Linked DNA regions of Mus musculus: region 1 is linked to region 2. A link is a loop called in an ENCODE intact Hi-C map of the cell type or tissue named here. Cell type or tissue: left cerebral cortex. All regions are shown on one strand.

Region 1 (8,000 bases), 370 kb after region 2:
CCCAGTCAGCCATCATGACATGATATCGTGGGAAGCTCTCAGCTTTTGGCCTAGAGCTGACCTCATGGCCGCCAGCTCCAGCAGTAAGGGGGGAAGTTCTGTGCACCAGAGGTGATTGGGAGTCAGCACAGCTTTGCAGAAGGTAGAATTCCATGGAGCGCTTGCTCTGCTCTACAGTTCACCATCCCCAGACACTAGCTCCCTCTGCCTAGGGACTGCAGGAGCTCAGGCTGAATGGCAGCCTTAACACTAGCCATGGCCGGCTCCCCTGTCTGTTTACTTGTTACTGTGTTTCCCTTGGCTGTCTGCCATCCGGACATTTATGAATAATTCTCAGGATGATAAGTTATCCCCTCTCTCCACACTGCCAGGATTCCTTCCTCTGCAGTCTTGTGCATTTTCAACAGAGTTTGAAGGCAGAGATGAGTGTGTAGACCTTGACTTTCACATAGATGCTGTGACTAGGAGCTTGTCTGGGAACCAGGGCTTAAGTCTATGTCCTCAAGCCATCTACTTCTTCTGCTTCTTGCCTTCCATGGCTTCTTAAAGTCCAACGTGCCTGTGATCTCCAGGAGCTGCTTTCCCAATAGCTGACTCGGTGGGCCTCGTCCCTGGCATTTCCCACCGGCCATTCCAACGCATGGCAAATGAACTCTAGTGCCACCGGTTCCCTTCTTGCAATGCAAGGGCTTTCAAAGATTTTTTTTTTAAGCAGAAGAAGAGTCAGAAGCAAAGTTCAGGAAGAAGTGAAAGCTGTGCACTTTCAAAAAAAACGATCCCAAACCAGTTACTCCCCTTTCTACTTTCCATTCTCCTGCTAAATACAGATGCTAACCTCTCCTAAGAACCATTCTCTCAAGAGACACAATGATCAGGCTTGCAAAGTAGCAGAAGGAAAGCCACCTAGGACAGCCACAGTGGTGAGTGCCAATCCATCTAAAGGGCCCAAGGACACTTAAGGCATAGCTCTGCTTGGCCCACAGGGAATGACACTGTTATGTCCTTGTTGGAATCGATGTGGCCTTGTTGGAGGAAAGTGTGTCACTGTGGGGGTGGGCTTTGAGGGCTCCTAGTGCTCAAGTTCTGCCCAGTGTGGAAGAGACAGCTTCTCCTGGCTGCTTTCTAATCGAGATGTAGAACTCTTAGTCTCTCTGGCACCATGTCTGCCTGCATGCTACCATGCTTCCTGCCATGATAATGGACTGAAACTCTGAAACTGCAAGCCAGCGCCAATGAAATGTTTTCCTTGTACGGGTGGCCTCGGTCATGGTGTTTCTGCCCAGCAATGGAACCCTAACTAAGACAGTATGCCAGGCTGGCATTCTTCCTTCTCCGTGGACTGTTAGCTCAGTGCTGTGTGCATCATGGGCTTCTTGATATCTGCATCTTGCCCTCCAGTCCTTGTCAGATTTTTGCACAGTGACAGGCCGCGCATGCCTAGGGCCATCGTCCCCACAGAGAGGACTCTCACACATCATCACATTTATCTATAGTGGTGAGCAGCTGACTGCTTCTTTCCAATTTGAAACAGGCGTTTTTGTAACCGGAAGGGATGGCTGTGTATTTTAAAGCGCACTCATCCTAACTGAGGTGTTAACTGCTGAAATACACTGGGAGGTAGTACTTTTAGATGGGTAAAAATCTTAGCCTTGACTCCTGATTTCTGTTTAGACTTTGATGACTAAATTTCTCTAGAAGACAAGTTATTTTGGGCAGAGTGTGGAATAAGACTGGCTTCATTTCAAATGCAAGCTTGCCATTTCATACATTTCGCCTCCACATTCTTTCATTTCGACTTCCAGAGCCAGGGATCCTGAACTTTCCTCTGCTTTAAAGGCAAGTGATGTGGGCACGGGACATGGCAGCAGGCGCCAGGACACGGCAGTGGGCACGGGACACGGCAGCAGGCGCCAGGACACGGCAGTGGGCTTGGGACATGGCAGTGGGCACCAGGACACAGCAGTGGGCATCAGGACAAGGTAGTGGGCACGGGACATGGCAGCAGGCGCCAGGACACGGCAGTGGGCTTGGGACATGGCAGTGGGCACCAGGACACAGCAGTGGGCACCAGGAGGAGGCAGAGAGCACAACAGGTAAATTGTACTTTAAAGCCTGGGAAGAAAATTTTCTATTTTGTAGGGGATTTTTATTTTAAAACAAAAAGGATTTAAAATACTAAAATTTAAAAGATACAAACAGGAATCATTAAGCTAAAATCTTGAACAAATGCCAAACGAGTCCTATGGTTTGACAAATGTAAAGGCTCCGGCTCCTCAGCCCATCAAAGCCTCGTATTATAGGAAAACTGAAAATCACAGCTTTCAAAACAACTTAAAACTCTCCATCTCTCCGTTCTGGAAGCTTCAGGGCCATCGCAGGAAGTATTCTAAAGGTCAGCTTTTTTTTCTGCCTGGCCTTCCTGCTTTGTGTTGATTCTGACCACTGACGTTTAAACACTGAGATAGCAAAAACTGATCCCCCTGCCTCGGCTATTTTTAAGACGTTGTTGAGTTCAGGTGTGACCTTCACTCATATCCCAATACATGACTAGCACTTATAAAAGAGTTACTTTTTTTTTTCCTTTCAAAGCAAGGATGAAAAATTATTCATAAAATAAACCCTCTGCCAATTCAGAAACAGAAGTGCCTGAAAAAAATTTTTTTTTGACATGCCACTTTAGGGGTAAAAACCAGGTTACTGCTGCACACGTTTGTTTGAAGCAGCTTTTGGAGCACAGCAGTACCCCAGAGTCCTGTCGCCTCCACGAGGTTCCTTCTTACTCTGCGTCTGTAGGCTGGGTCAGCACAGACTGACAGGTAGGGCATTGGCCTTCAGCCATGGTAAGACTCTGGCTCTCCAAGAAAGGGCACACACTCTGGGAGGATGCTGTCCTTACTAAGGCAGGAGACTAAACCAGGACATTTGAGGAGCACCTTCAATGTGAAGTGAAACCTTCATTCAATGACAGTTAATGCACTGAGAAAACTAGGATCTATACCATTCTATGAAATTGTTCTATTTGAAAGCTCATTAGTTGATTCCAAATTCCCCACATCCTGTCGGTTTCTTTTTTTTTTTTTTTAAACCTTAAATGTTGATATTGAGGGTTGAATGACAGGCAACGAGCAGATGAAGGAGCAGTGGAGAATGGTCTGAAACCTCCTGTGTGAGGTAGTGAGCTTCTGGATCTATTGCCGTGGTGCACAGAGGCTGGGGAAGGCCGGAGGAGATGCTGGATCAGCTACGGGAGACTTGAAGATTATTTCTACGCAGATCATTTCATTTTTACTTAATCAAATAAATAGCGAGTATTTCCATGGGGGTAGGGACAACTTAATACGAAACTAGTTAGTCTGATGCTGGAAACGCAGGCATGAAGAAAAACCAAGCCCCTGATTCGTAGGACTTACAGGCTTGAAGGTGGGGCAAAGTAAAGTGAACCAGAATGCAAATAACTCACACTTTCAATTGTGGTAACTGCTACAAAGCAGAAGTATTAGCAATATTAGATATTAGCTATGATAGATATTGATGGTGGCACAGCATATCCTCAAGGGTTCCTAAATCCGAGCAGGAAGCTTATGTGCAAAGGTGGGATGGAGTCCTCCTCTCTAGAGAAAAGGAAAAGATTATAAAAGTTAGAAGCAACATGAATTACCAATGAGGGAGCAGGAGAGCAAGCAAGCTATGACTGGTCAGTCAAGGCTTCGCTGACTGAACTGTGTTCCTGTGTTATCCAACCAACCTAAGCAACAGAACTCTCAAATTCCAGATAGGGACATGGCTGCCTCCAGTAAAAACTACATTTCCCAGAATCCTATCTGATGTGGTTCTGCTGGATGAGATATAAACAGAAGTACTAGAAGCAACTTGGGGGGAAGTATCTTTAAAGCAGAGGGTGTATTCTTCCATTTTCCAATTGGTAGGAATGCTGACAAGATGGTAGGATTTTGCCCCTGAACTGTGTTGTAAGAGCCACATTCTAAAGAGAGCAGCACTAGATGCCTGACACCATGGCAGGGGACACAGGAGTTCCAGGTAGAGACCTGGACTTCTTGATGGGAGAAAATTACACTTAGATTTAAATTATACTTATTTGAGCCTTATGTCTGTCTCTTCTAAGCCAATTCTAAACCAATAGTAACTCATTTTAAAACTTTTTAAAAAAACAGTTAAAGAACTGTGTTTTGACTGTTGAATGACTATTAAACCTTAAGGTCCCTGACTAGATACTAAGCATAAGAAACAAACTCCGGGAATATTTGTTTACATTCTGTTTGTTTATTCACTAGCGTAATAATTTGGTATAGTGTTCCTTGCAAAGTACATTTGATAGTATAGAAGACAAAAGTCACCAACAACTAATGCCTTCTTTAAAAGGCATCACTAGCAAACCACAGGTCACTAATGAAGGCTAATAAAACTCACTAGTGACTCCGAGAAAGTGGATGTAGCTACCGTAAGGCAAAAGCTTGCTCGCCAACTCCTCTCTGGTTCAGGGGCAGTGGAAAGCACTCAGGCTCAAAGCAGAAACTTTACAGAAAGCTTTTGTTTGTTCAATTCAATAATTAATAGATCTCTGCTGACCAGACGGAGCAAAGTAAACAGGCAAAGATCACTCCCTTGTTTGAAATCAGGAATTAGCTAGGAACACTCAGCTAGGCCCTGGGCTTCAGACACTTACTGATGAAAGCTGCCTTTTCTATGCTGTTGCTGAAGCTGGTCTCCGGGACTGCTGAGATCTTACAAATGAACGCCACCTCCTTGCAGGAAAGAAACCCAGAACTGTGCCAGCAAAGGGAGGTCGCAAAACCTTAGCAAGCCAACTCTTTGACCATTTGCAAGCACGGAGAAAGCAGGCTGAGGAGGACCAAGACAAATGGATGTCAGAAAAATCTCTGAGTCCATCCCCAGGACTCACACAGGAATAAGAAAGAACTGACTTCTGCACACATCAGAGCCAATGTGTGCATGCGAGGGTAATCACAGGCTTGCGTGTGCATATGTGCACACACAAACACATTGCGCAATAAATAGTCTCAGGTGACAACTGTAACAGGAAAGAGGGGTGTTTTGAGAATCTCTGATCCAGAGGGTGTGTGCCAGTGAATACAAAAGGAGCAGAGGAGTGAATGTGTTGTGATGTGAATGAAGAAAAGCCACTCACATGCATAAGCAAGTGACATGCCTTTAGAGTCACTGAGGGGACTGAGAGCAGTCACGAGGCTCTGCCGGAAGTGAAACAGAGATACTTGGGCATGTCAGCACTGTTCAGATTGTCATATGAGGACATCTGGTTTGTATGACTTGAAATTTTCTTTTCCTGAAAAGCAGGAAACTGATACAAGTGGCTAGAAAAATTAGATAACAGATTAGAAAAACACCGAGGAACTTGCTCTTGAGAGTCTGTAGCAGGTGACTTTGAAACACCCATTTCTTCTGTGAAGATCTCCATTTCTGAACCCAACTACCGTAGGTAGGGTTTTACTGCTGTGAACAGACACCATGACCAAGGCAACTCTTATAAGGACAATATTTAATTGGGGCTGGCTCAATTCAGAGATTCAGTCCATTATCATCAAGGCAGGAACATAGCAGCATCCAAGCAGACATGTGGCTGGAGGAGCTGAGAGTTCTACATCTTCATCTGAAGGATGCTAGAAGAAGGCTCACTTCCAGGCAGCTAGAATGAGGGTCTGAAAGCACACCCCCACAGTGGCTCACCTACTCCAACAAGGCCACACTTCCTAATTGTGCCACTCCCTGAGCCAAGCATATACAAACCATAACACCAGCACACCTTTGGAAGTCAAAAAGAATAAAACTGGAATAAAAGCAATTCTTGTGTTCAACTAATATTAGAGGTTCTAATCAGTACATGGGAAAGAAATAAAAGGGTAGGACTACTAGAACAAAATAGTCACTCATTTAAAATTGACGTGAAGTCTATGTGGTCAGATCTAAGAGTCAGAGAGTTCACCCAAAAATGTGAGCTAAAGAGCTGAGGAAGTTCACTACATTAAAAAGAAGGAGGGGGGAGAGGGAAGAAGGAGGACAAAGCAGGGTGGCACAAGTCTTTAATCCCAGAACTTGGGAGGCAGATGCAGGCAGAGTTTCAAGGGTAGCCTGGTCTATACAGCAAGTCCAGGCCAGCAAGAGATTCATACTGAGACCCCATCTCAAAAACAAACAAAAAGACAAGACCCAAAGAAATATGAGAAAAGTTAAATGCATCTCTGCACACTTGCACAAGTGGAACACACAATTCTAAAGAGGCAGCCATTTTTTTCCAATTTTTTATTAGGTATTTGCTTCATTTACATTTCAAATGCTATCCCGAAAGTCCCCTATACCCTCCCGCCCCCTGCTCCCCTACCCACCCACTCCCACTTCTTGGCCCTGGTGTTTCCCCTGTACTGGGGCATATAAAGTTTGCAAGACCTAGGGGCCTCTCTTCCTAATGATGGCCAACTAGGCCATCTTCTACTACATATGCAGCTAGAGACTCGAGCTCTGGAGGTACTGGTTAGTTCATATTGTTGTTGCAGACCCCTTCAGCTCCTTGGGTACTTTCTCTAGCTCCTCCATTGGGTGTCCTGTTCCATCCAATAGCTGGCTGTAAGCATCCACTTCTGCATTTGCCAGGCACTGGCATAGCCTCACAAGAGATATCTATATCAGGGTCCTTTCAGTAAGGTCTTGCTGGCATATGCAGTAGTGTCTGCTTTTGGTGGCTAATTATGGGATGGACCTCCAGGTGGAGCAGTCTCTGGATGGTCCATCCTTTCCTCTCAGCTCCAAACTTTGTCTCTGTAACTCCTTCCATGGGTGTTTTGTTCCCAATTCTAAGAAGGGGCGAAGTGTCCACACTTTGGACTTCGTTTTTTTTTTTTTTTGTTTTTTTTTTTTAGTTTCATTTGTTTTGCAAATTGTATCTTGGGTATTCTAGGTTTCTGGGCTAATATCCACTTATTAGTGAGTGCATATCAAGTGACTTCTTTTGTGATTGGGTTACCTAACTCAGGATGATATGCAGATCCATCCATTTGCCTAAGAATTTCATAAATTCATTGCTTTTAATAGCTGAGTAGTACTCCATTGTGTAAATGTACCACATTTTCTGTATCCATTCCTTTGTTGAGAGACATCTGGGTTCTTTCCAACTTCTGGCTATTTTAAATAAGGCTGCTATGGCCGGCCATGGTGGCTCACACCTTTAATCCCAGCACTTGGGAGGCAGAGGCAGGCGGATTTTTGAGTTCAAGGCCAGCCTGGTCTACAGAAGTGAATTCCAGAACAGCCAGGGTTACACAGAGAAACCCTGTCTCGAAAAAAAACAACAACAAACAAACAAACAAAAACAAAAAAAAGGCTGCTATGAACATAGTGGAGCATGTGTTCTTATTACCAGTTGGAACATCTTCTGGGTATATGCCCAGGAGAGGTATTGCTGGATCCTCTGGTAGTACTATTTCCAATTTTCTGAGGAACCGCCAGACTGATTTCCAGAGTCATTGTACAAGCTTGCAATCCCACCTACAATGGAGGAGTGTTCCTCTTTCTCCACATCCTCACCAGCATCTGCTGTCACCTGAATTTTTGATCTTAGCCATTCTGACTGGTGTGAGGTGGAATCTCAGGGTTGTTTTGATTTGCATTTCCCTGATGATTAAGGATGTTGAACATTTTTTCAGGTACTTCTCAGCCATTCAATATTCCTCAGTTGAGAATTTTTTGTTTAGCTCTGTGCCTGATCTTTTAATGGGGTTATTTGGTTTTCTGGAGTCCATCTTCTTGAATTCTTTATATATATTGGATATTAGTCCCCTATCTGATTTAGGATTGATAAAGATTCTTTCCCAATCTGTTGGTGGCCTTTTTGTCTTATTGACAGTGTCTTTTGCCTTACAGAAGCTTTGTAATTTTATGAGGTCCTGTTTGTCAATTCTCGATCTTACAGCACAAGCCAGGAATTTTCCCCCTATGCCCATATCTCCAAG
Region 2 (8,000 bases):
CAGCATGGTGGAAATATGGATAACTCAGAGAATTTTCCCTCTCATTTTTTCCCAAAATTTTCATAACTGTTCGTATTTATATTAACAAGAAACACATCACAGTGGTTCTGATACTTGGCTCCTATTACCATTTGTAACTTAAGGTGTTTCTTATTCCATTTCTGATCCTCAACTTGGATTCAATGCAGACTTCTATGGGAGTCATTTACTTTAGAGAATGGTGATATAAGTGTCTTAATTCATTCTCATATGGCCAATTATCTTTAATACAGTGAAACAAAAAAACAACAAAAGCAACCTTAGCCAAGGTCTTTATGTCTGGGTCAGCCATTGTGTTGGGTGCCTGCTTCTGGTGCCAGGAAGAGCTCACAGATGGTCTTGCCCAGCTCCATGAAAAACTTAAATGAAAGCCCCTGGCACAGACTGGGCAGTTGCAGTCGTTTCCCTGTCCAGTTACATTAGACAGTGGCAGGCCTGTGATTGGACAGGAAAAGAAAGGGAGGTGGAGCTAGGATTAGGGGAGACAGAGACCTCACAGGAGGAGAAGCAGGGGTGGGGATGGGGGCATGGGGGAGGGGAGGTATTGGAGGGGGGGTGCTAAGAAAGCCAAATGGAGGAGACGAGCAAGAAGAAGATCCTGATCCCGAGTGGTTTTAAACAGCCACAAGTAGCTAAGATTTTTCACAAGGTTAGAATAATTGGGGTAAAACTTTTATCATTATCAATTGGCTCTGAAATTATTGTATTGGCATCTTGTAAATTGTGATCTTATTGTTATATAAATCTGATTGGGTAATTAAGCTTTGGTGCACGCCTTTAATCCCAGCACTGGGGGGTGGGGGGGGGGGCAGAGGCAGGCAGATTTCTGAGTTCAAGGCCAGCCTGGTCTACAAAGTGAGTTCCAGGACAGCCAGGGCTATACAGAGAAACCCTGTCTCAACAACAACAACAACAACAAAAAGTCATGTTTCTACTGGTTAATTCAGTGTTGAGATGGCTGATCATGGGGTGTGTGGGGTGCTGTGTGGAATCGAGATGAACTCGCTAGCTGGGAGAGAGTAGCTGGGTGGTGGCCCACCAGTTCCTGTACTAGAACTTGAATGTGGACTGGCACGGCAGGAGAGATGGCAGGTCTACTTTTTTAATATTTCCCACAACTCTGGATGATTTCATCCACTGGTCTGATCACATACAAATGTGGCAAAAAGGAAAATGTATCATCTGGGCTCATTGGCTTGGTGGAAAAGGGAGTGTATTACAGTTACAAAAGATTATTCAGGTTTCCTGATTATAAAAAAAAATGACGATCTAAAAGATGGGACCATAGCTCTAACAGAGACATTTAAACTTTTATATACAGGCCCTTATAGAAGAGAACATTTTCCCCAGATACAATGTTTAAGACAGGCAGTCAGTCCATAACAATACTTTCATACCTCCTGAATTTCAATAGAACTAACTTACTGAAATATGCAATATGTTTTTACCTATATAAAGGGAAATTATAGAGCTTTTACAGATAGTCTTTGATAGTATAGATCAGGAAGACTTTTATCATTCAAATCCTATTTAAGGTTTCACAGACAAAGTATTTTAATTATTTGGTATTTACTTTTCTCACAAGTTATTCACTTATATTTCATATTATTTATTGCTGTTTAGGGTATATTTGTCTAGAGAATGTTGTTTGGATTGATTTGGAGTCAACTTTGGTCTTTACAAACATTCCATCTCTTTTTTCCCCATGGTAATCGGTTTTATTTGGGGGAGGTTGTGTTGGAGATTGGTTCTGAAGCTGTGATTCCATCGGGAATCTGCATTGAAGGTCCTTGTCCCCAATAGCTGGGCGTGGGGTGGGACACTGAGCGCTGTGCAGGTAGATGCAGAGAGGAACGAATAGAATTCCAATGACTCGGGGTAGAAGGGTGGGACGCAGGCGCAGGAGATGAAGCCTCTCTGCCCTGTGAGAACGGTGGGTGGCTCCTGGCCACTTCCCTGTTTGGGCCTGGGGTATCAGTGGAAGGTTTAGGAGTACCCACCCAGCCTTTGAGGTATCCAAAGCATTTAAAGTTAGCTAGTGTGTGTGTGTGTGTGTGTGTGTGTGTGTGTGTGTGTGTGTGTGTGTGTGTGTGTTTTCCATTTGCAAATCCAGATAGCCCCTGAGTGGATGCATGCATGCCACCCACCAGGAGCACAAACCGGTGTAGCATAAAACTCACCACTACAAGGTTATATGTTTGTATGTACATATGTGTAACATGCTTAGGGATGCTAGAGATTGAAGTCAGGTGTCCTCCTCACTCACTCTCCACCTCATTCACCTTATTGTTTGAGGCAGGGTTTCTTGCTGAACCACAGCTTCTTGACTAGAAAGGAATGGAAGGGAGGGCCTTTTGCCCATCTGAAGGACCTGCTTCTCCAAGTTCTCTGAGTTGACTTCATAATTTGTTCCGCCTTTGCTCGCCTGCCACTCTCCTGTACATGCACGCACAGAATCGCATACGCACACACGCATGCACACACACATGCACACGTGTGCACATACATAGCAAAACACCAGTTTGTCTAGACTAGTTGGCTAGCAAGCTCCAGAGATCAGTGTCCACATATAGTCACCACTGGATTGCATCACACATGGCTACAGCTGGATGAGAAGTTGATGCAGGGGTCCAAAGCTGGGTCTCTATGCTTGAGGCATTTCCCCAGCCAACCCTTTTGCTTTTTAAAAATGTCTTCCCTAGTATGTTGTTCACATAATAATCTTATTTTCTTGTAAATATATAACCCCATATCCTTGTAGAAAATCCAGAAAAAAAAAAAGTATAATCCCACCATGTTTTTCAAAGTCAAGACTACTTAAAAAAAAAAAAAAACTTATACATTGCAATCTTATTTTTCCAGTTAGTCATCTGTTGTATGTCTGTGAATTGTCCATCAACAGAATATTTTTAAAAAACATGCAGGGTTCACGTGAGTATATGTGCTGTCCTTGGATGCCTGACTAATATCTTCAGTTGCTTTTATGTATGCACATGGTTCCCTGGGGTAATGTTCTAGGAGTACATTGCTAGTACAAAACAACAAAAAAGTAACATTTATAAAGCACTTGTTAGGCCAAACTGTGTCCTTTATCAAGACTCTCCAATAATCCAATCCCCTAAGAATTACAGGCCATACTAAATAGTGTTACCATCTTATATTTGGGCTCAAAGAGTTGCTGACTCGTTAAAGCCCTAACTATTGTATGTGACAGGCCTCTTATACACTAATGCTAGGGCTATAGCGTTCATATTCCAGCTTGTTCTCCAGTACAGCGGCTGAACTGCTTCACACACCCATACCCTGTCATTTAATGCAGTGTAATATGTAGTCATTGTGTTCTTGTTCTATTTTTCCTGATGCTGTCTTCCAGGGCTATTGCCATATGCTTCTCTGGCTTGGGTTTCATTCACACCAAGTGTGTGTGCGCGAGTGTGTGTGTGTTTTACCCTGTGTATACCACAGCTTCCTCAGAGCATCTGCAGCCTTCCTCCTTCTCATCAAGACTTTCCGTTTCCTGTTCTTCCCACTTCTTGTTCACCCATCTGTTCAAGCAAGACTGGGCGCCTTTCCTGTCTCTAGCTGCTATTCTTGGCTGGTTCCTGCTGCTGCTGTCAGTGTTGGCTCCCATGTCTGCTTATCTTGTGATCTGAGGACACTCTTAGAAGCTGAGCAGAGCCCACCCCAGGACCCTTCTCGCCCTGTTTTGCTGCAAAACTGACAGTCACTCTTGTCCATAAGTGACCCTCAAACATGGTCTCCATTAGGGACAGTGGGAACAGCAGACTATGTGTCAGACCCTAGCATCTCACACATTACTGGAAGGAAGAATGTGAGAGAGGGGTTTCTGCCCATCTGAAGATCCTGCTCCTCTCAGTTCTCTGACTTGACTTCATTACTGGTTTTTCCTTTGCTCACCTGCCACTCTCCTGTACATGCACACAGACACTTGCATACACACACACACAAAACTTTGTTGACTGGATCCTTGTTTCCTGGAACATGCTTTTCTATCATTGCTTCTGATTCCTCCTCCTTCAGTACCTTCAGAATTCTAGAAAACATGCTCTCATTTCCATGCATCCTCCTGCATCTTCTCCAGAGCTTCCTACTCCTTTCTTGGCTTTAAGAACGTACAGACTGTATCTTCCTCTAAACTCATAGAGGCCAGGAGCCCACATCTCAACTGTTATTGTATTTTCTGCATGGCTTAACACAATGTAAATGAATGTATTTATTAATCAAGTTGATAAGGAAGTAAATAATAAATCATAAAACCTTATACTATTTAAAAAATATCAAAAAGGTACTGAAGGTATATAACTAACACCTGAAAGATGTATTTTATAAACAACCAAATTGCATAATATTCAGCCAACTTAATGCCCCTGTAGAAATGCCTTTCTTCTTTTAAATAAGGTCTCACCATGTAGTGCAGGCTGATCTTCAACTGCCAGCAATCTTCCTGCCTCACCCTTACAAGCAGTGGATTTGAAATGTACTACAATGATAAACCATTTCTAAACATTTTAGAAAGGAAATAGTTTAGTGAACCACTAGAAGTTAGTATCTCCATTACAGTTGGTAAATGTGCATTAAATCTTTGCTAGGAAAGCGTAGAACATGAATGTGAGTCCATCTAGGGAAGACATGGGCGAGCAGCCAAGGGATCTGGTTCTTGGTTGGCTGCCTAACCTGGAGCATATACTCCCAGAGAATATGGCTGACAGGAATATCTGTCAGTAAATGAGAGGATCTGCCACACAGGTTTGTTGTGAAGAGTAAATGGATCCATACATGAAAAGCTCATTGTGAGGGTCTATATACGCTCAGCCCATGGAGTGGCACTGTTAGCAGGTGTTCTCCGTGGTGGAGTAGGTGTGGTGTCACTGTGGGCGTGGACTTTAAGACCCTGATCTTAGCTGCTGGAAGCCAGTATTCTGCTAGCAGCCTTCAGATGAAGATGTAGAACTCTCAGCTCCTCCTGCACCATGCCTGCCTGGATGCTGCCACACTCCCACCTTGATGATAATGGACTGAACCTCTGAACCTGCAAGCCAGCCCTAATTAACTGTTGTCCTTGTAAGAGTTGCCTTTTTATCTGTTCACAGCAGTAAAACCCTAAGACACTCATTGTCCAGTTTATTTAATATCACTCTCCAAAAAGTTAGATGCTAGCTTTTTTTCTTTTCTAGTAAAGTATCCCCTGCCCTCTAACTCTTACCTATAAGGCTTCCAAATACAGTTTGCTGTGGTCTGTAGGTAGCCCAGCCTCGGGTGTCCAGTTCTTGCCTTATATATGGATTTGCTCTTCTAAACGTAGGACAATGCTGGATTCTGATGTCCCTTATTGATCTTTTGCCACATGAAGTTTAGAAACCAGAAACTACTATTTTCTGACAGTGAATCATAAATTTCTGTTCTTTAAGCCAGTTTCATTGTTTTAACTTAATTATGTTTTTAAAAACCGAAAAACTATATGACTTGACTTATTGAGTGTATGTCCTGGCAGGAATCTCCATGCATACTCATCTCCTTCTTCCATCATTTCTGGCAGACAGAGGTGTAAAGAAGAATTAAAGAACTTGTCAAAGTTATTCAACTAGAAAATGGGAAAAATGGGTTTTGAACCCAGGAATGTCTACTCCAGAATTCCATCATGACCCCACCACATTCCTTCCTATTACAGATAGTAGACGATGCAAGCAAGAGTAAACACAGTGAGCGGTTCCTTTCAGGACCATTAAGTGGTTGTTTTCATATGACCTCAGGGTGATTGGGCAAGCATTTCTTTTTTATTCAGAAGGCCAGTGTAATGAAAGGGAGTGACTGAAGCTGCCTTGTGGAGAGTATTGTTAGCTGCAGGGAGTGTACAGCCTGAGACACTAAGATAGAGATTAAAGTGGCTTCTGACAGTTTTAGAATTGCAATTATATAATATGATGAGAATAAGCGGCAAGCCACCCTTTGTTCCCACGTGATCCCATTTCTATTTATAAGCTGAGTGATAGCTGAAGGCTTTCAGAATGTTTTTCACATTCAGCAACCTCGTTGGGGATGAGAAACTGCATTTCAGAGTGCCAAATATAAGAGATTCTTGGCCCTTTGCACCTGCTTCAACCAGAGCAGTCCTCTTCAGTCTTAATGACCTTTCCCCGAAAATGAAGGTTTGAATGAATAAATGTGCCCTTTCCACAATGTTTGTGTGGATTCTGTATGTGTTGAGATTATAACAGAGCTCTTATAACAGAGCCCCCACATGAAAACGAAAATTTAGAAATTGTAGTTTCTTATCCTTCTAAATTTAGCAGCCAAGTACCTAGGGTAACCCATAGTTGCAAACCTTGTTCTGCCCATGGTCTCTATCAGATAGTGATAGCATCTAGCATGGCAGAGTAGCAGAGTGTGGACATTTGAGCTGCAAGCGCTTCTCCAGCTGCCCAGTACCTCACACCAGAAGGCCACACACAGCTCTTTTCTCTAAAATGTGTCCCTCCCAGCTTTCCCAAAGCAAGGCACTAAGTGCAATAAAGGCTTCTGAATAAGATAAAGTTCCTAAAGGCTGTTGTGTTTTAACTGATGTGGCTGCTAATCTAATAAACCATTACCCCACGTAAACAGAGTTTATTTCAACCAGGAAGCTTCTCTTTTCTGGTGTTCTTTGTATACTCTGGGTTGTCAATACCCTACCTACTAGCTACAACCAGACCCTAGCTTGAGTCCTAGGCTAGATGCTGGTTGGGTTTGTTACCACAACCAACAGATGACTCCGTGAAGGCTGCAAGAGGCTGGGGCCAAGCTTCCCAGAGCACTGTTTCTTGTTTCATTATAAGACTTGTGCACTCTACTGTATGGTCCACTTTCATGTCCCAACTCATTACCACTTTAAGTGCCTTGGGAGCAGAATTTGAGTATACATCCTCCAGAGGGTTGAGTTTCCACCAGGGCTGGAGAGGGAGATGGCCAAAGGCCACATGACTTGTCAGTGACAAGACAGGAATGGAACTTAAGTTTCTCTCATACAACAGCCGCCCACGTTCAACCATCTCTCAATACATAGGGGGCAGCTTCAAAATTGAATATCACAGGGAGGGTTCTGTTACTCCCTTCAGTCTGTGAGTTAGGAACTTGGACAGGGTTCATCAGGCTGTGCTTTGCTCCAGGTAATATTAACTGGATCTCTCTTCCTTACCTGGCTACAGCTATGATGGACTAAAAGATACCAGAACAACATTTTATCATGTCTAGAGTCCCACTGCTTCTCCTATGGCCATTCCTCCACCATGATTCTCTCTTGGATGCTCTAACCTGAACCTCGTATATAACCTCGAATATGTTAGGGAAAGCAGAATTTGCCAGGCTTTTAAACTTTCCCCAACGTGACATAGCTTGACTTTACGGCAGTCTCCAAATGAAGGCAGTGAGGCCAGTACAGATGCAAGAGATGGAGAGGGATTCTTGTAGGCTAACGAGACCACATGCACTTGAAAGAGAAGGAATATATGGTACCATCTCCTCAAACTGACTGCAGCTTTCACAGATGAAGAAATGCAGCCTTCTCTAATTGCCACAGCTATCTTACAGAACAGAGATGTGGAAAGGGATGGAGAAAGGAAGAGAGAGAAGCGGCCTGAAACAGCCCATCCATCCCTTTCACCTTGATGCCCGGTTAGAGTTGGATAGGTAACTCTGCCTGTCCCCATTAGCATCCTTCGGTTTAGCTCCTGGTGCTCTTTATCCTTATTGGAGAGCAGGGGAAGCTGTTGAACTTCACAGGAGACATAAAGAACATGGGAAGTGCTTGTGTAATACTCACTTTTCGAGCGCTGCTACGTCTGGCTTTGTCAAACATTTCAGTGCACATTGCTAAGACCTCTTGAGGTTGCAGTTCAGTCACTGCTTCTTCAGTGCTGTGTACATGTGTCTTCAAAGTGCAGCACACCTACAAGGGACCTTTTCAA

What was found. A loop is a pair of places that touch in the nucleus more often than their neighbours do. Peaks named below come from ENCODE experiments on the same cell type or tissue, not always from the same donor. Only the 100,000 strongest peaks of a DNase experiment are listed, where the experiment ranks them.
Region 1: it touches region 2 in a loop (10-fold over the local background); 3 of 42 quality-filtered maps call a loop at or near these places.

The regions. Positions count from the first base shown.
Region 1 is chr17:50,386,181-50,394,180 of GRCm38, reverse strand. No RefSeq gene overlaps it. Among named protein-coding and RNA genes, the nearest start is that of Gm30958, 7.0 kb to the right of the region's middle. In left cerebral cortex, no CTCF peak of the experiment used is centred here; DNase peaks (open chromatin) are centred at 1,621, 2,425, 2,714, 3,801 and 1 more place; H3K27ac peaks cover 2,486 bases.
Region 2 is chr17:50,759,173-50,767,172 of GRCm38, reverse strand. The region is part of intron 18 of Tbc1d5 (TBC1 domain family, member 5); the gene reads left to right. Among named protein-coding and RNA genes, the nearest start is that of Gm41598, 28 kb to the left of the region's middle. In left cerebral cortex, no CTCF peak of the experiment used is centred here; DNase peaks (open chromatin) are centred at 3,545, 4,045, 4,732 and 6,009; H3K27ac peaks cover 3,679 bases.